Regions from separate parts of the Mus musculus genome. Here region 1 is linked to region 2. A link is a loop called in an ENCODE intact Hi-C map of the cell type or tissue named here. Cell type or tissue: heart. All regions are shown on one strand. Links, peaks and the distances in the headings refer to the core of each region. The heading gives the core; the rest is flanking DNA.

Evidence for each region. Peaks named below come from ENCODE experiments on the same cell type or tissue, not always from the same donor. Only the 100,000 strongest peaks of a DNase experiment are listed, where the experiment ranks them.
Region 1: a loop joins it to region 2, with 5 times the contacts of the local background. A loop is called at or near these places in 2 of 42 quality-filtered maps.

What each region holds. Positions count from the first base shown.
Region 1 is chr2:178,573,306-178,583,823 of GRCm38, forward strand. No RefSeq gene overlaps it. Among named protein-coding and RNA genes, the nearest start is that of Gm40031, 56 kb to the right of the region's middle. In heart, for the core only: a CTCF peak has its summit at 1,727 (motif pointing right); no DNase peak of the experiment used is centred there; H3K27me3 peaks cover 703 bases.
Region 2 is chr2:178,502,576-178,513,093 of GRCm38, forward strand. No RefSeq gene overlaps it. Among named protein-coding and RNA genes, the nearest start is that of Gm35582, 5.8 kb to the left of the region's middle. In heart, for the core only: no CTCF peak of the experiment used is centred there; a DNase peak (open chromatin) is centred at 3,666; H3K27ac peaks cover 1,502 bases.

The DNA.
Region 1 (10,518 bases), core at 1,652-9,651, 71 kb after region 2:
TACCCATACCACTCTTCCCTCCCTGCTTCCCCTCCCCAAAGTCCACCTCTCCTTCTCGCTCTGTAATATTTGTGCCCTCCCTTCCCCCCATTCTGCTTCTCTGGAAAATTTTGTGTAATGTCACCGCCAGTAAAGAAATCAAGAATTGGTTTTTCTGCACTTGTGAACTCCCCAACCCATGTGCTTTGCCCAGAGAGCATCAGTCTGCAGGACTGAACAGATAAATGCCTGATAGGTGGTTAGCTTTTCCCACCCAGAGCACAGGTCTGTCTGAGGGAAAGGGCTTAGAGAAGTGTGGGTTCCCAAGTATGTGGGAAAACTTGGTCCACAGAGTTGGAACTGTGTAGCAGGGATCTGCTCTGCATGTTAAATATGAAATAAGAGTCCTCTTGGGTATCCCTGTACTCGAGAACCTAGTCAATGGAAGCCTCTTGGAGCAGGCATCTCCCTGGGAACCTGTTTGTATCTAGGTATGACGGAGAGTTCTGGCTCTCTGCCAGGTCAGGAGATCTTAGACCAGGACATATCCCTGTCAGAGTGATGCTTCAGGCTGGTGCGGACACACCTGACACCTGGTTCCCAGCCTGGTGCTACTCCAGGAGTCCACTGGCCTAGAAGCCAGAGCATTTAGAGGGGTATTAATGGGCATGGTGGCTAGCCTAGAGGAAGGGTTGTGGCACAGGGCAATCTTAGTGCGCTTGGGAGTAGAGAGCTCCTCATATGGGATAGAGAACTCCTCCTAAGGAAAGAGAGTCCTCCCAGGGCAAGAGTTTTCCTAGGGATAAAGAGTCCTCCAGGAGACAAGGAATCCTCCCAGGATACAGAGAATCCTCCCAAGGAAAGGGAATCCTCCTACGAGTGATAATGTACTGGCAGGAAATTGGCTTCCATGCACACACCCATCCTACTGCCAGACCTGGAGCACACTGATGAATTAAACATCAGGAACAACAGTGAATGTGATATCTGAGACCAACACCAGTCACCTGAAGCGAGCTGGCCTCAGGAAAGCCACATACGTGTGCCTCTCGCTAGTGATGTTCTCATTCCAACAAAGTCCCAGCAATCACCCCCACCCCCACAGTGACACCATGTCTGGTGTATCCGAATCGTTTTACGTCCTCTGCCTAACACAGCATTAACATTTGATAGTAGCCCTAAAAAAATGTAATTACACAAACAAATTAAGATGCCATCGTGTTACCAATCAAAGGACGGTAACTTCACCGGCCTGGTGTTGCCTGAGAGCCTACGAATTAGTCAGCCTGTCAGGGGCTGAGCCACTCCCCTTGTTGCTTCATATTAAATAATTGAAAGCCGCTCTTTCCCACCAGCAAACAGCTGTCTCCTGCTTTAATGCTGTTCCTTCTGGTACTGAGCTCAGCAGATCAGTTTGCCGTGGGTATGTGTGACTGGGACTGGGACATGGGGGTAGAAGGGGGTGCTGCATTGTAAGCCAGGTGAGGCCGGGGTTTGCTGATCAGTGTTGTGGGTTAGCTGGGATGAGGGCAAAATCCACAGGAGCCCACAGGAACCCACTGCCCCATGGGGTAACAGCACCTGGAAGCCAGGAGTACAGCGGCAAGCAGATAGAGAGAGAACGTGAGTGCCCTTGGTCTGGAACAGAAGGAGCTAAATAAAGAATACGAACCATGAAATGACTGTCCCCAATCTATTTCCTAAGAATTGCCTTGCCATCTAAACTCTAAGAATTAAATTTGGGTACACCACCACCAGGTGGCAGCATGCACTCTTAAAAATATGTTTTGTTCAAATCTATCTCTGGTGTTCTTGGCAGAGGAGAGTCTGAGAGACCTGGGCATTGTGGAGTGGCAGAGCTCAGAGGCTCACAAAGTGATAGGAACTTGTATTTTACAATCTGTCCTTAATGACAGATTGGGGACAGGCCGATTTTAATAGTGGAGTGATAGTTAACAAAGGGGAAAAAAACCTTATCTAACACGAACCTATAACTCTTTATTATTCCAGTTATTAAAATTAATGGAAATAAATAACAAGATGGCTGTTAAGTAAGCAAGAAATAATATTATGTTTTGTTATTAAATGAAGCAAAGACTTCCAAATACCTTCTAGCTTATGTGACCAAAATTGCAGGGCAAAGCAAGAGCCCTGTATACAAACTATGAAGAGAGCTTTTCCGTTTGACATGGAAATGGGAGCTCCTCCCCACAGCCCTGCTCCACGGCATTAAAGCAATTTTACCCAGGTTGCTCTAAGCCTCTCTGCCCGTGCCTGCCCCATATTTCAAATGTCTCAGCCGTCGCTTGCCACTAGGGAACTTCTTATGCAATACTCTCTGCAGGTTCCTCAGCCAACAGGGACTCCCGTCTTGTACTCAGGCACCCCTACTCTTGAGGGATATAACTTGCCAAACTAGAGCTGAGGCTGCCAGGCAATCATCAAGGGCTGGGGCAGGGGGAGCATGGTGTCAACCTCATAGCTCTCTGCACATGGCTCAGAGGCTTCCTGGTCTCTGGCCAATCAAACCTGAGGCATCTTGTCTCTGAATGCTTGCTAAAAGAGAGCGAGAGGGAGAAGATCCTGTGACCATGGTGTCCTCCCTCAGCACAGCCAGCTCCGCGTCACCCCTCTCAACCATTCCCACTCAGCGCAGAACACAAAGTGCAGGGAGCCATGCCATATGTATGGCACTGTCACAGGTCCTTCTGACACACCCCCCTCTGGCGTCTCCCTTGTTGCGCTTGCTGCTGTTGTACTGAGTACGACTCCAGGTGCTGCTATTTAACCAACATAGCTTAAGACTCTTTTGTGTTCAGGTGGCTGATGTTTGCCAGGAAAATCACATTAAAGGCTTCTAACCCCCCGAGCAGTCATGTCCATTTCCATAGTCACTCTCTGACATCTTTATCACTTCTGTTGGCAACAAACGCAACCCAGAATGCACCCCGTTCTGCTGAAAGTATCGCTGTCGAGGACAGCTTTCCATAGCTCTGACTGCTGGGCCCAGCAGCACAAATGTTTATAATGGCTCATGTGTTGACGGATGCCTTCCAACTGCACATTATCCCCATTTGCTAGCTTGCCAGATGCTTCCAGAAGTATATGAGGATGCCAGTTTCATTAGGGTGCCGCCTGCACTAGGTATTTCCACTAAACACATTTTAATGCTACTTTAATAGGCAAAGGGGACCTGCTGCCTGGCTTAACTTCCATCCATCAGGTGGAGTGTCCCAGTCTCCACCAACAGCAGGAACATCATGTCCCAGGAGATGCCCAACAGCTGTCCTCTCTAGGGAATGCCAGGTGTGGCTCTGCTTCTTTCCCCATTGGAAGACAGACTCCTCATCCCTTAAACTCCACAAAGGAGTCTGCCTGCCCCTTGCCTGTCACCCAGTGCAAGCCCAGCAGGTGACAGTAGCAGGACCCTCCCACACTCTCACCTGGTTTGATGCAAGCTGTGTGTGCTTCAGAGGCTTGGCAAACAGGAGAGGCCTAATCTAAAGCAACTACACAGTGAGACCCCAACAGTGTCAAAGCCAGGAGAGGAACAAAGCTGTGGGAAACCGACCCCCACCACCACCCCCGTCTCTCTCATTTTTCAAGTGCTCCAGAGTCAAACAGGAAGTGAGAGTGGACAGCCCAGTGGTCAGTCCTGTAACATCAGATTACCAAGCCTTGTGGGAGGAGTCAGTCATGGGATTTGTCCCTTAGCACACCATCAGACTCAGAGAAAGGAGATGTGTGGGGAGCCGCCCTCACATTCACCATTACAAGATGGCGCTGATATCCTGTGTTCTAAGTGGTAAACAAATAATCTGCGCATGTGCCAAGGGTAGTTCTCCACTCCATGTGCTCTGCCTTCCCCATGACGACAACTCGGCCGATGGGCTGCAGCCAATCAGGGAGTGACACGTCCTAGGCGGAGGATAATTCTCCTTAAAAAGGGACGGGGTTTCGCCATTCGCTCTCTTGCTCTCTTGCTCTTGCTCTCTTGCTCCTGAAGATGTAAGCAATAAAGCTTTTGCCGCAGAAGATTCCGGTTTGTTGCGTCTTTCCTGGCCGGTCGCGAGAACGCATGTAAGAGAGATGCCACATGGCGGCCAAGACAGGGACCTGAGCATTTCACTGTCACCTGTCTTTCTAAACAGTAGGGAGAAATGGGGAGATCGTGGGTCCTTCGGGGTGCTGGGAAAACATCTGTAATGCTGCAGAGCCATCACTCGTTACTGGGTAGGGTTTAGAACCTCGATTGTGCCAGACACAGAGCTTCTCTGAGGATGAAGATAAAAGGGGGGTCAGATAGGGATGCCGGATCGTGATGGGGGACAGGGAGGTCAGCTAGTCACAGTTTCTATCGGAACAGGTGTCTCGGGCACTTCTCAAGCATACCTTACAATCTCAAGGGCCAGAAGAGCTGCCGAGATGTGGGTTGCTAGGCCACTGTGGCTCTGGTGATGGCAGGGATGTGTGTTTTAACATATTCCTAGGTGTCTCTGATACTGACAGGAGCACAGACTGAGAACTACTGCACAGAACCAAAATGACAACAGCTTCCAGGTATTGGACACTTACCTGTGTCTGATGTGTGCTGCTGGGAACGGGTACGTGTGCTTTCTGACCAAGCTAGCTACCAAGGTGTAGCTGGCAGCCTTTGTTTCTGAGACAAAAACCTTACAACACAGATTCTGGTTGGCCAGCTTGGTCTGATGGGTGCTGGGTCTGACTCCACCTCTCTGTCTGCAGGGCTGACCTCAGACTTCCATACTGCCCTTCAGATCTGTCCATTCTCAGAGCCATCACTGTGCCTCCCCCCCCCCCCCCCCACTGTGAATGAAACCTGAAGCCCATGAGTCCACTGTCAACTTATGCCTGCAACTTGTTGGAAAGTTAGTTACCCTTCTCAGAGAGAAAGCCTGGTGTTTGGCCCCAGCTGATGGGGAATTACTATCACGTCAGCTAATGTTCCCCTGTCACCCACCTCTGTTACCCACGCATGATCACTGCTGAGGCCTCTTATAAAGATCAGCTAAATAGAGAAAAGAAAAAAAGAAAAGAAAAGCCTCAATTTGCCTTCCTACTTTCATATTTGTGTCCTGATAAAACACACCTTGGCCAAGAGTGGTGGTGCACGCCTTTAATCCCAGCACTTGGGAGGCAGAGGCAGACAGATCTCTGAGTTAGAGGCCAGCCTGGTCTACAAAGTGAGTTCCAGGACAGTCAGGGCTATACAAAGAAACCCTGTCTCGAAAAGCCAAAGGAAAAAAGAAAAGAAAAGAAAAGAAAAGAGAAGAGAAGAGAAGAGAAGAGAAGAGAAGAAAAGAAAAGAAAAGAAAAGAAAAGAAAAGGTGCATTCAGCTTACAATATGATCTGAGGTTGTAGACCATGATGACTGTGGGAAGTCAAGGCAGAAACAGTGAGTGCAATTACAGCCATGCTCAAGAGAGAGAAAGGAATTCCACTGCACCGCCTGCTCACTCGATTCTGCTCTCTTACACAGTTCAGGACCCAGTCATGAAATGGTGCTTCCCACATTCAGGGTGGGTCTTCCCACATCAATGCTCAATCAATACAGTCCTCCATAGACAGCCTGAACTGGACAATTCCTCATTAAGGTTCTCTTCCCTGGAGATTCTAGACTGTGTCAAATTGAAAGCTTAAACACTATGACACAAACCACTGTGATGGATTATAATCTTGGTTGCCAACTTGAGAGCATCTGGAGCCAACTAGGATACAAACTCCTTGATTGGATTGTCTGGAGCAAGAAGGCTTATCCTCCAAGTAGCCACACCTCTGGTGGCAGCCAAGAGGAAGGAAGGAAGGAAGGAAGGAAGGAAGGAAGGAAGGAAGGAAGAAACTTCTCTTTGCCTGTTTGCCCTCCATTCTCAATAGCAAATCCATCTATCCTGCTGCATCAGCTTTCCCCTGCTGACATAAGAACCAACGTCTTCAGAACTCCAGTGTCAACTGAAGACCTGAAGGTCTCCAGTGTGAAACAGAGTGAGTCTCAAGTAGCTTCATCCAGGCATTGTATGACAACATGAGGGGCACAACCAACCTACAGGGACTTTCTACCCCAGGTATTTTATGACAGCATACAATACCTAGGCGTCTCTGATACTGACAGGAGCACAGACTGAGAACCACTGCACAGAGCCAAAATGACAACAGCTTCCAGGTATTGGACACTTACCTGTGTCTGATGTGTGCTGCTGGGAACTGGTACGTGTGCTTTCTGACCAAGTTGGCTACCAAGGTGTAGCTGGCACAGCCAACCTACAGGGACTTTTACCAATGATCCTCTTTTGGGTTTGCTGAGAACAGCACATGGGTCTCGTCCTAGCTAGTCTGCCAGTATGTGTAGAGTTCCCCTCCCCCCACCATCGTTTTCAAAGGTCTTTGTCCTTTATCTTGGGACATGTGTGGCATGTTGGTTGCTATGCTTTGGTATAGATCAGTAATGCTGGGCTGTGACAACCCAGATTCCACTCTCTCTCCAGAATCCAGGACAATGACTCACCCTGTGAACAGGCGACACCATGGCAGAAGACTCGAGTAAACAGTGACTTGGCTTGCAGTTTAGGCTGGAACAGCTCCACGTACAATGGTTATCCCAATCTGAGCAGAGACACGGGGTTCACTGAAAGGGCTAAAGAAAACAGAGACTGGACATGTGGGTCATTTCAAGATTACTGTAGAGGGGCAGAGGGGGTCTCTGAGTGATTGGACTCTACTATCACGTTTTTATGGGTGGAAAACTGCCCGCTTCTAGCTTCATTGTGGTGACATGGTACCCAGCGCCTGCATATAGTACAAGGACTGAGATGATGAAGGGCAGTGAGCCCAGATCATTCACAGGCTGAGGAAAGGCATGGGCTTTAGCATTTCCTTCTTACTGTTGGAGCTTTGGTGGGAGACCTCCAAACCGCTTACACTTGACAAGCTGGATTTGAACTCTCTTTGCAAGTCAAGAGCAAAGACCACTTTGCATGTTTGCTAGCACATCACCTACCCACTCTTTCAGAAGATAGCTTTGGGCCTCATTTGAAGTATTTTCCAACTGAAGAGGAGAGGCAATTTTCTTCCAGAAGTTACTATGTGCACTTCAGTGCCTTGCCAGGGCTGGCAAAGGAAACAGAATTAATTCACAATAAAGCTTCCTGGGAAATAACACTAAGGGGCAAAGATCACAGGAGGCCAGAGGAGTCACTTCCTGCTGAGTTATTTATTGGAACCATTACTTGACTGAACCCCTGACATTTTCATATTCTGCAAATGATCTCCTTCTAGCCCTTAGGCTTCGTCTTCTGAGAGCCGTACAAGTAAGGTCTCAGACAACACGCTCTATTAAAACACTTCGACACAAATACATTAAAAAAATTGATGCGTCTTTGCAATATATTGGGATTAAGATACATTTTTCAAGACACTCCTAAAGATTTTTTTCCCCACGGCTCTTCCCCCTGAGGCAGCCCTGCCCCCAGGATCTATAACAGTCTTTTCAGAGAGTGTGTCCTCTGTAATGCTTGCAAGCTCCAAATCACAGGCAGGTTGTTAAAAACTGTGCCCGGAGGCCTCTCTCAGCCCGTTAAGACTTATACATGTTTTGTTTGGTTGAGAGGAATAAAGCAATTAAATCGGAAGGGTTCTGTTTATATGGGAGACAGCATAACATCCCTGGTGCTGCCTCAGAGGACGGAGAAAAGATCGGATACAGAAAACACACAGAGACACAGGGAAAGAGGAGCAAGCCTTCCTGAGCCCTCTCTGGTTCCTGGACTTCACCCTCCCCAGAGTCAGGTGCAGGGTGTGCGGGGAAGAAGGCTCAGTAGATGGGCTTCAACGGCCTCGGGCAGAGGAAAGTCTGAGGCAGTGGAACGGGGCTGCTAGGGACCCAGGCGTTTCAGAGAGAAATAGAGGCCCATTTCAGATGTTTGAACTTAATGAAACTCTGATGGTAACAGTGGCAGTTGGCAGTGCATGATGGGCCACCGGGGACACTCCAGGAGAGCTGTGTTCCTGCAAGGCTTCGGGCTTCTCAGGCTGGAAGAATTTGTTTTGACTAATGGTGTTGTCTACAGAAACCATGCACCAGCTCCCTCTGACAAGCTTAGGGAACATCTTCCGCTGGCCGCCTCTGTGTTGTTCTCCCAGGAACACCGGAAGCTCCCTGGCTCCGGCTTGCCAACCCATTCCTCACCCCCACCACAGCTTGTCTTACACCAGCCAAGGCAACGATCCAGGCGGGGCAGCCAGAGCGAGCCACAGAAATTTATCTCCAATGCCTCCGATGACTGCGCTTTGGCAGAGAACAAGTGATTTGAATTATTACTGCATTTTCAAGGTTTTTTTTGTTGCACCGCTGAGATGATCTGCCTATTGTAACATCGCAGGAGTCTCTGATGCAACAGGTCTAAATTAGAACCTTGAATGGTGCTTACCATGACTCATTTATCTCCCCCACCTGCTTGCCCGTGGCCTGTGGCTCCTCTCTGTGTCTCTGTGTGCACCTGTGTATCTGTGCCTGCCCCTCATTCTTCCCGAGCTATCCACCTTGTTTTCCGGATACAGGGTTCCTCATTGGCCTAGTCCTCTCCTATCAGGCTGAGATGGTTGGTTAGCAAGCTGAGGGATCCTCATGACTCTGCCTTCCCAACCCCTGATCACAAGCGGCGGACACTACATAGGCTGTTTATATGGGTTCCAGGAACCAATCGGGTCTTCATGTCCATGTGGCAAACAGTTCGTGAACTGTGTTGTCTCTCCAGGCCCCTGCGACTCCTCTTCCTTGCTCTGCATTTTCCTCTAAGTTCCTAGTAACGACCCCTCCTGCTGCCAGCCCTCACCCCTCCAGGAAGCTGCGCAGGCTCACATGCTGCCCCGTTCATATGCAGAAGCTCTGTTCTTCTAACCCCTGTGGGATTGCATTTGGACACACGGCTTGAGGAGGTGCCTTAGTGTCAACCTTAGGCATCTGACAGAAGATTCTTGGCTGAAGGAAACCTTAGATCAGAACAGCTTGTGGTGTGTCGTGTCTGTGAGAGGCTGTCTTAATTATTCATTGGCAGGGAAGGGCCCAGCTCACCATGGGTAGTAACATCCCTAGATAGGTGGTTCTTAGTTGTTCAAGAAAGCTAACCAAGCATGAGTCTGTGAAACCCAGGGGCAACCTTCCTTTGTGGTTTCTGCTTAAGTTTGTCCCCTAACTCCCCTCAATGATGGACTGTGACCCGGAAGTGAATAAATAAATATATGCCCACTTTGTTCTTGCTGCTCTAACACAGAGTGAAGCTAGATCAGGAAGTGATGAGGCTAAGTGAGCTTAGCACGGTGGAGATCTCGCTTTCCAGCAGCTCACAGAGAAGAAAGACATGTGAAGACACACTAGGAAGGTGGTCATCTGGAAGTCTGAAAGAAGGGCCCTCTCCAAACCCAAACTCGCTGCCTCCGTAGGTAATGTTACCTGAGCAGACAGAGCTGTGAGAAGATAAATGTTGGTGGTTTAAGCATTTTGTTATATCAGAGTGAGTCCGTTAATACCCTAGGGTTTGTTATGGTGGGGAGGATGGGATTTTTGGATTCTAGTCTTGAAGGAATGAATTCAGTCAAGAACAGAAGCAAGTTTGAGTGTCATTTGTCAGGAGCTAACACCTTGGGGACAGTTTGAGCTCCATTTTATTTATCAAAGCAAATACTCCAAAGAGGGATTGGCATGGCTGCCCATGTAAAGGATCTGCCCAGTGGAATTTGAGAAAATATTTTTGTGAATATTTCTGAGGCGGGCAGAACAATCATGGCGTAAAGGGACCCTTCCCTCCCTAAGCCACAGTGAACTGATTTCTTCTTTAAAGTAGTTCTTTCCATGATCTCTATCAGAGCTTTGGAGGGCACAGACACTGCTATTGCACACATGTGGGGGCAAATGTCTTGGCGCTTAGAGACAGAATGACATTACTGCTGCTTCAAAGGTTAGCCACAGATGGTCACAGCCACCAATTCCACATTGCAGGTCGTTTTGGCTGTCCCTGTCCAGCCCCTTGCCTGCCTCGTGTCCATTTGCTCCTCATGTTTCTCATCATAGCCCCTAATTCTTCCTATGACTCTGAGTCTCTCAGCTGTCAAATTAGGTCTCAGCACATACAGTAATCTCTTTCATCTCTGGTGTTCCCTTCCCTGTCCCCAACAGCTCCACAGGGCAAAGTTCCTGAGAAATAACTATTTACCAACAGTACTTTAAGGGGGCCAGTGTGATGGCTCGGGTGATAAGGCCCTTGTGGTGCAAGCAAAAGGGCTGGCCCCCACATGAAATCCCCAGCACCCATGTGAGATCCCCAGCACCCAGGTGAAATCCCCAGCACCCATGTGAGATTCCCCAGCACCCATGTGAGATCCCCAGCACCCATGTGAGATCCCCAGCACCCTTGTGAGATCCCCAGCACCCTTGTGAGATCCCCAGCACCCTTGTGAGATCCCCAGCACCCGTGTGAGATCCCCAGCACCCGTGTGAGATCCCCAGCACCCGTGTGAGATCCCCA
Region 2 (10,518 bases), core at 1,719-9,718:
AGACTTGTAGGCATAGCGTTCTGTACACACAGCGACGGACAAAGGCACACTCCCTGTTTTGATCAGAGGATCTGACAACTCACAGCCCGAGTCCACCCGCCGCCTCCTGTTGGCTGAGCTCACTCGTTTCCTTTGTGTGTGCACACGCTGTCACAGATCCATGAGGGCTTGCCTTTGCAGCAGTGTGTCTTGGCCTTGTCTCTGGTTTCTACCTGTGGCTGCCTAGCTATGGTGCTCAGAGTCTATCTGACTGAGACCAGCATCACAATACCACAGATGGGGTGAGCATGGCCCTCATTCACTGCTGGTCCTCTTTTGGGTCCGGCACCACAGGAGTCCCTTGGGCAATCACAGGCTTAGGATATTGTTTGTCTCCTGAGGTCTGTGGAGCAGCGTACTCTGTCTGTGGTACTTGTGGATATCGTGTGGCTGGGATGAATCAGTCCTCTCTGTTTGAACCACATGGGGCACTTTCGTGGCTCCAGGAGCCCGTCCACCCTGAGTCTTTGATGGGCTCAATCAGCAGTGTTCATTCTTGAGATAAGTCACCAGGCAGTGGCCTAGATCCTAGTAATAAGCCCCACCTCCTTGGTCTTTGTAAGTAGATGCTCATGTGTAGTTGCTAGGTTTAAGACCTTGTTGCAGGATATGTGATCACACTATGAAACCCAAGATTGTGTTGTATACTGAAAGACAGACAAACAAATAAAAAACAAAACAAACAAACAAACAAACGTTTCTAGTCGTGGTGTGTCTCAGTCCTTAGCATACACCTTTAATCCAAAACAAAATAGGTAAAGTTAGTTTGTAGACAGAAACATTCATGTTTGAAAGTGATCTCTAATTGAGTGGCAGACAAGTGATGAATCAGAGAGAGAAAGATTTGACAGAATAGGTATGCCCAACTCTCAAGAGAAGAGAGAGGAAAGGGAAGCTACTTAAGGGAGTAGTGCAGAGGGAGAGGGGGAGGGCAGGGGAGAGAGAGAGAGGGAAAGGGGGAGAGGGAGAGGGAGAGAAAGAGAGGAAGAGGAAGAGGAGGAGGAGGAGAAGGAAGAGGAAGAGGAGGAGGAAGAGGAGAAGGAGGAGGAGGCAACTGCGGTAGTTTTACCAGGACAGTAATACAGAGAGACAACATTCTAGGCCTAGATTAGATTGTACCGAGGCTAGAAGCTTCCAGGACTAGGCCTGGGTTAGAAGACTGAAGCAGTGAGTCTCAAAGACAACAATTGGAGCAGGACAATTCAATATACTTTTACAAGGCCTGCTGCCTGTCTAATAACAGTAATGACTACAGCTGTGACAGAGCACAGAGACCTACCCTGTCACCAGAGCACTGCACCCTCCTCTCCTGTCTCCTGTCCACCCATGCAGCACCTTCAAGGACCTGGCTATGCCAGTGCAATGCAAATGCTGTTAGTCCCTTCATTTATTGCTGAAAATCACTTTTCCTTTGAAATAAAAATGTTTATATGTGATACGAGAGGGACTAGGACTAACTATGAACATGCTGGGTAAGTACTCTGCCACTGAGCAATTATTTTAAGTAATTATTTTAAATGCTTTTTAAAATTGTATATCTATGGGTGTTTTGCCTGCATGTGTATCTATGTACCACTTGTGTGCCTAGTAACCTAGGCTGCCAGAAGAAATACCTGATCCCCTGGAACTGAAGCCACAGATGGTTGTAAGCTGTCATGTGGGTGCTGGGAGCCAAACCCGGGTCCTCCAGAAAGACCTCTTTTGGACTTTCTATTTTGAAACAGGATCCCACTAAGTTGTCCTGATGGTGTCATCCTCCTTCTTCAGTCTCCCCAGTAGTTCAGATGACAGGCCAGCACCACCAGGCTCAGCTGGAAAAGGCAGCTTTGTTAGGCAGACCTCTCAATCTCTTCTCAACAAAAGCACCGGGTACAGTCCTGAAGGCTCCACAGCCCGCCCACCCCCACAAACCCCAGCACCACAGCCGAGGACCAAGTAAGTGTTCAAACACACAAGCCCTCGGGGAGCATTTCACACCCAGACTATAACTGCTAACAATAAAAACGTTAGGGGAATATGAGAATATATTTTTATATGTTTCTAGTTTTGTCAAAGCCTAAAATGTCTGTATGAGTATAAACGACTAGGAAGAAGTTCCATGAAACGTGTAAGGTGCTGCTGCTCAGTGCTCAGATTCTCTGGTGCTGTTGCCCAGTGCTCAGATTCTCTGGTGCTGTTGCTCAGTGCTCTAATTCTCCTTCATGATCTTCTATAATTTTCCACTCTGTGTGTCCTCCAAGAACGTATGCCATCATCAGAACCTTCTAGAAAGTTATACGAGACTCAGACTTGCTCAGGCATGCCAGAATCATTGTGCATGTACCACAGCATCCCACACCCATCACACACTAGTCTGCAGGCTGTGGAAGACTTAGGAGTCTGTCCCCTGTGGCTTCTCTGGCTTCTCTCTGGGATCAACAGTAGAAAGTCTGCTTGGTGTCCGCTCCTCTCTTCAGAAGTATTTTGCTAATGAACCATTGTGGACAAGTTTCCATTAAACAAAACAAAACAACAACAACAATAACAACAACAACAACAACAACAAAACTATATTATGGTGGTGCAAGCTACTTGGAAGGTTGAGGAAGGAGGATTACAAGTTCAAGGCCAAGCTGAGTCACTTAGTGAGAAACTATCTCACTGTTTTAAAAAAAGATAATTTTCATGTGTTTTGCCTGTATGTATGTCTGTGAACCACCATGGCTATCTCTATGTCTGGTTCCTGTAGAGGCCTAAAGAGGCTGTCAGATCCCTGTGACTGGAGTTACAAGTGGTGGTGAGCCACCGTGTAGGTGCTGGGAATTGGTGCTTGTCTTGTGTGTAAGAGACCCTCAGTTCTATGCCACATACTGAACCAGGTGTAGAATGTGGGGTCAGTGCTCTGCCTGCATGTGGGGTCATTCATCCTGCTACAGTAGCTGCTGAGGTGGCTGACAGCCCTGGGCAGGGACCCAATGGAACCCCGGCATCATGGTAATATATGTGAAAGCTGTATGCACCCGTTTGACCCTGCAGAGTCTGTCCTCTTGTTGACGGGCTCTGTGACCAACAAGACAAGATCACACTCCTCATCTTCAAGGCTGCTGCTTCTGGTGACAGCCCTGGTCAAGAGGTATAACCCAGACTTACCTTTAAAGTCTGTGTCCACAGACACCCAAGAGCAGGGACCTGTTTGCCCTGCTCTGGACTCAATCCCCAGAGCTTTTTCCTTGCTGTGTGACTTTGAACAGGTTACTCAACTTCTCTGTGTCCAGGACTTCTCATTTATAGGGTGAGAATGGTACTTAAAGGGTGTGCCTCGGCCACACAGGGGTCTCATGGGAGTGTGTGCTTGCAGTGGACCGATCATTCTAAGCCCCATCCAGCTGTTTACCTTGGCTGTTGAAATTAATGTGGTTAGAGCCCAGTGTCTCCATCTCCCATATGTGGACTCTGCTACGTCCTGGCTTATCAATGGCTTTCCTGTCTTGAACCTTATACTCTCCTCCTGCCTGCTGATCTGGCTCTGTCGTGAGGTCCTCCACCAGCCACCCCTCCATGGCTCACTTCCTCCAGATCACTCTGTGTCTGGGGAGGATGGTGGGTGGTTTCCTCACCGTCACGCTGACCCAGCAGGAAGCTGTGGGCTTCGTTCACATCCGACTGTCAGCTACACAGCATTGCTGCACCCTATGTCTTGTGTAATGGAAGTGGACCTCAGCACCCAGCGCCACCGAGTCAAACTAGGCTCTGCAGTGACCCCACACTGACACCGTGGGGTCAAGTTTCTTCAGGCCGTGAAAGCACGAGTCTGCTCTACAAACAACCGGACTGATGTCGACATTGCAATGTGATGCAGAAGCCATTTGATACCTTTAAAAAAAAAAAGAAACGGGAAATGGAGTTTTCGTGTCTGCTGGTGCTGAAAATGGAGGATAATGACAGAATTATTAAAAACTGTCTTCTCTGCCTCAGACTAATTGCTTATGGTCCATGAGGCTGACTCTGGAATCCAGATGGGAAGCGCTGGATCCCAGGCCCGGGAGACAGGTGTTGGAAGGCCTCAAAGCCAGAGCCACAGATGTGTGGGATCTGGAGCTCCTTAGGTTCGGGATAGACCCTGTTCTTGGTGGGTCAGTTGTTACATTTGCAGGAAAGCCTGGATGGTGACAGCCCTGCAATTTGAAGATGGAACTGTGAGGCCCATGGTGGCTCTACAGTCCTGGGGTCGGTTGGGCTGAGGAAGGGAAGTGGATTTGTCTCTTGCAGGGCTTCTTCAGAGCCTTGAGTAAGATGGTGATGAGAGTTTGTATCAAACAGTGTTGGGAGCTTTCCCCTGGTACACATATGAGAAGGGGAATTGAGGCTTAGAGACAGCTCAGTCAGAGGGTCCCGAGGCATCAGATCTCCACCCCGGCCTATATGCTTCCTCCACTATCCTCTGATGGCTTGGGGAGGCCCCAGAAGAACCAAGCCACAACCTCCTGGGTGTGAAAGATGGAAGCTCTGAATGGCAGAATGGTTGCTAGTGCTCAAAGATGATTTGCTGAAGTGTCTTCTATCTGTCTGGTGGAGTCTCAGGCTGAGATGACTAGGGCCCTGTGCCAGTTGTGAGGTTATGGGTAAAGTACGCCCCGAAATTTCCCGTTGCAGAGGCTCAAAGGTGAGCTGCATCACTCTGTAGCTGTGTGATTTTTTTGGAAATTGTACTCAAACTTTCTGTGTCTAAATCATCCAGACTCATGGGTTTAATATTGAGTGTAATTTCAGTTAATAGATACAAAATATGGGAAAATCTTAAGACTTTGAGCCAAGTTATAAATATCTCTACTGCACATGAGTAGAGTTTAGAGTCTATTCCACTTCATGTTGATTGACAGGTCAGCCAGATGGACCCTGTTGTAGACAGAGAGGATAGTGAGTCTTTCCTAGAAAGAAAAGGCAGAGGAGTGGTGGTAAGCTTCTCCAGTGCAATTCAACCAGTGACCAGCAGATGGCAGAAGCAAGCCAGGAACCGAGCCTGGCCCTGCCCAGGTGCTTAGAGAAATTCTGTCTGGAGCTTTGTGAAGATTAGCTTTGTCAACTTGATACATCCTAGAATCATCAGGGAAAAGAGTCCCAAAGAGGAATTGTCTTGGTCAGGCTGGTCTGTGAGCATGTCTGTGGGGGATCGTCTTGGTTACATTAATTAATGTGGGAAGACCTACCCAGTGTGGGCTGCACCATTTTCCAGGCAGGGGCTCCGGGGCTAAGAGTCAAGAATGCTAGAGCATTTAGCAAGCATTTCCCTCTGATCGTGCCTGTGGATCTGAGGTGACCGGTGCTTCTGCCTTGGCTTCCCCACAATGAGGGGATGTAACCTGAAATTGTGAGCTAAAATTAACATTAACATTCCCCGTAAGCTGTTTTAAAAAGATTGACTTATTTTATGTGTACGGCTGTTTTGCCTGCATGTATGGTTGTGCATCTTGAGTTGGTCTGGTGCCTGAGGCCTGATGAGGGCTCTGGATTCCCTGGGGCCTGAGCCTTCAAGTGAGTGTAGGAATTGAACCCAAGTGCCCCAGGAAAATAGCCAGTGTTTTCATATACTAAGCCATGTCTTTAACACCCCCACCCCAGCTTGCTTTTTTGTTAATAGCTCTATCACAGCAAAAGAAACCAAATGAGAACAACTGTATGGAAACCTCCCGTATAAGAGCCATCTTTCATTCAGAAAGGGCCCTGGTCTGGAGAGCTCACTACCAGGTGGGTCGACTCCTACACTGATAAAACATTTGTCAGATCGCTCTGTGTAAGACTAGAGTTCCCTCTCTGGGCTCTGAATGTGGACATGTGTTTGTTTTATGCCTCGTGGTCAGGGATGGGGGTGGGGACAGCATGTGCCTGGCTAATGTAGCATTCCTGAATCCAAGTGTCCAGTGAGCGGCTATCTGCCAGGCACTTTGCTCTCTTCCAAGAGGACACAGCATAAGGGTCACTGGGGTTTGCATTGCAATCAGGTAGAAAGAAAACATCTAATAGGTGGGTAAGCAAGGCAAGGTAGAGTGGACAGGTGCCCGGTGCAAGAAAGCAAATATGGAGAGACTGTGGGGGAGCATCTGCAGGAGCAGGGAAGGCTGAGGCCTGGCTCCTGGCATCTGTGGGAGCAGGGAAGGCTGAGGCCTGGCTCCTGGAGGAGCTGTGGAGAACTCCACAAGCAGAGGGAGGGCCTGGGCTCATATAGACAGCTGGAGCTCCTCATGTTCATGAACGAGAGCAGAGGATAGGTAGCTGACCAGAAAATCTGGCCTAGGAGGGACAAGGGGGTGTAGGTGCCAATCTGCCCTGTAAACAGGGCAGGCAGGGGAGTCCTGTCTACAGAGAATGGGAGTCACTCAGTAGTTAGACAGAGCCATTTCACATGTCTCAGTCCGTGCAGGTTTGGCTCTGAAGACCTCTTTTTTTCTGAGTGGCCTCTTGTAGGAGGACTTCATTCCCTAGGGTGGCTTGGAATACACAGAGGGTTCCATGTGCTTCCACTGACACCACTGTTCCCTGCACACGCCTGGCCCTTGTGAAGTTGCACACCTGACTCCAGGGTCTCCCAGGGAAGCTGGGGGCAGACAGAATTGCAGGCATCTCCATCTCCCTGCCTCCAGCTTGTTCTGGCTCCTCCCTGGGGCAGGTTTGAAAGCCCAGACACGTCCTCCACATCCAAGCAAATAGTCACACTGACAATTCCTCCCGGGCTCAGGTTCAAGTCCTCATTAAGCTGTTAAGTGGGTGGGGATTTCACTTCCTTCTAGTGGCCCCTGCTTCGTGCCTTGGAACTCAGAGCAGCTGTTGAAGCTCACGGCAGCTGTCAGCAGTTCAGAGCTGAGGCCTCGTCTTGGGTGGAAGTGGGGAAGAGGAGTGAAGAAAAGCTGCGAGGGCCGGGATGAAGTGGGATGAGGCCAGGGGAGGGCAGGGATGGAGTGGGGTGAGGCCAGGGGAGGGCAGAGCAGAAGACTGTACATGGCCAGTGGACAGGGACTGGGTGTTCAAGCAAGGAATTGCCACAGACACTGGTTTCCTGCTTGGGTGGCTCTTTCAGGCCATTTTACACACACACACACACAAAGACATGTATCTGAGCATATACATCATGATACACATATGTATGTACACATATATGCACATGCGTATACATAGGTATACATTTGCATGTACACTCATGCCTGCATATACACACAACACATATATACACATACATGTGTGCATAGGTATATGATGATGTCATATATGCATACTCATGCATACATATACACAGATACAAGGCTAGAGCTATTGCCCAGCATTATAGTGCTTACTTGCCTCATATCTGTAAGGCTCTGGGTTCCATTCCCCAGCACTAAAAACAAACCCATGTGAATGATCATGTATATCTTATCTACAGCTATGCTTGCTACATACATGTGTGTGCACACATGTCTGTGTGTATATGGATGTGCATACTCATAGACCTATCACATGTCCTCATCTATCTCTGCTGTATACAATTATATAGCACAGACTTGGCACTCATGCAGTGTGCCTGCACACAACTGTACAGATCCATAAAGATACATACATGTTTGTGGATTTGCATGCTTTAGTACATACATTTGCATACACACACACACACACACACACACACACACACACACACACACAGCTACAGAATGCCCCCAATACTCACTGTTACAGCATACATACACACACACAGACACACAGACTCTCTCTTTCTCTCTCTCTCTCTCTCTCTCTCTCTCTCTCTCTCTCTCTCTCTCTCTCTCTTTCTCTCTCTCTGCTACAGTTTGAATATATATGTTTCTCCACGATTAGTACCTTGCAGCCTAGACCTTGATGTGACAGTATTACAAAGTGGGCCTGAGGGGGCAGTTAAGTCAGGAAGTTAGAGCCCTTACCAACAGGATCAATAACAGGTGAGCAGGAGGGAACTGGCTTAGACCCTTCCGTGGTCCACCTTCTGACATGTGCAGACACAGAACTGAGGAAGCAGGCACAAAAGCCATCTTGGATGATGGAGGCACTGGCTTCAGCTTCCAACCTTCAGAACTGTGATATGTATGCTTCTACATTCATTATGTGTCTATTTTATTATAGCAGCATGAACAACCAAGACATGATCTACATACTCATATTTATACATGTACATGCACACACATACAAATACACACAATTACACACACACCTGTATCCATGTATACATACACATATATGAATACATATCTATATGTACACATATACACATGCCTACTCACATGCACTCACATATATACATAACATATACACAGACACACATATACACATATTCATACAAATTTGCACATACACATACATATACAGATCTACATGCACAAATACATGTATGTGTATATATATACTCATGAACACATACACACATGTACTCTCATATACATGTACACATATATATTGCATGCATACAGACATGCATGAACACAAATACATATATGTTCGCGTATACATGTGCATACACATATACATGCAAACACACTGTCTTAGGGTTTCTATTGCTGTGAAGAGACACCACGACCGCAACTCTTATAAAGGAAAACATTTCACAGGGGCTAGCTTACTATTCTGATGTTTAGTCCATTATCATCATGGCAGGAAACATCATAGCATTCAGACATACATGGTGCTGAAAAAGAAACAGAGTTCTACAGCCAGACTGACAAGCAGCAGAAAGACAGTGAGCTGCTGGACAGGGCTTGAGCTTCTGACATCTCAAAACCCACTCCCAGTGGACTTTCTCCAACAACGCTACCCCTCCTAATAGTGCCATTCCCGATGGGCCTATAAGAGCCATTTTCATTCAAACCACCACACATGCATGCTCACATATATGTGTACTCATGCACACATTCTCATATACACATCTGAAAATGTGCATATACCCACATTTTACACATACCCATATATACACACTCCTGTACATACACACACACACACACACAGATACACACATGCATGCTCAAATATCTCCTCTTTGCCATCTTCATGTATTTGCTGATGGCTATGTGTGTAGTAGATGCGTGTTTACCCTCTCATTGCAGCACCCAAAGTAGATACTGAGACAAGGATTCAAGGGCAGGTGGTTAGTGTGGGCTGTGGCCTGGGAAGTGCTATTGTAAGACAGAACCCATGAGAATATGCAAACCCAGAGTTCAGTTCCTTGAGAGGCAGTAGACTGAAAGAGGCGGCATCCACACGTGTCAGGACCAATGCCTGAGGACAGGGAATTGATGCTTGCTTGATCCGTGTCACTCTGGGTAGGATATCCATGATACTTGTGAATTTCCCAGCATGAGACACTGAGTACCAACAGGCAGAAGGCTGGGATCTCTGTGGGCTGCTGGTGGCTGCAGGTAGGCACAGGGGTGGCCTCCTTCATCTCTCTACAGTCCCGTAGAAGAGAAAGAAGCAAGGTTTGGGCTGGTGCAGAGGCATGTATGATCTCACATGTGAAGGCATGTATGATCTCACATGTGAGGAGCAGGCAGAGCTGGATTGGAATGACCAAACGATGACCCTTCGCTAGGTCTGTGGTTTCAGTTGCCAGGAAGGCTGAGACAAAGGCATGGTGAGTTTCAAATCAAAGGTACAAAGAGGGCTGGAGATATAGCTCAGTAACAAAGCAAGTGGTTCTAAATTCAGTTCCCAGTACTGAAAAAAAAAAAAAGAATAAAATTAAGTAAAAAACAAGTCTCACTGGAGACCTGAATGTATGAGCTCCATCTAGGCAGGGCTTTATCAGTTGGGCGTGGTGATGGGAGGTGGTTAGGACCTGCTTTAGGCACAAAGGACATTCATTAAGTGAAAGCTAGGGTAAAGACCTGGGCAGTCGAGCAGATCCACTCTGTCCTGAGAATGCACAGGGATACCGTCAGCTCCCTGTGGCTCCATTACTCATCTACACTGAAAAGTCAGGCAGAAAATTCATTCATGACTCCCCAAGCTAAGATCTGGCTGTGAACCACCTAGAGGAGCACACGAGGGAGCACGTGAGTGGCAAGCTGGGGTGGCAGCAGGGGTGTGTGCTAACACTCGGCTTCCTGTTGTCTGTGGCACACCTTGCAAACCTGGGCTTCGTAGGGGCCCAGATGTCATCCTGGTCCCTTCTGATATGACCTACACCAGGACCTCTGACCTCTTTTATGCCAAGAAGGACAGTCCAGCCACCACAAGTGGCTCCAAGTGATTGCTTCATTCAGACACCCCAGTCCCCTCCTCCTTCCTTGTTCAGCCATTCATGTTACCCAGGACTGTTTCTGGGAGGTGCAAAGACACACGAGACACTCCCAGCCTGCATCTAGCCTGCTTCCATTTTAAGCCCGTGTCTCTTTTGTGTACAGGAAAATCATGATTTGCACCCAATTCCGTTCTGGGCAGTTATGTCCTGTCTTGCGCATTAAGACACTCTCACCCCTGCAAGTTTGCTTGATGCAGACAGAAGAC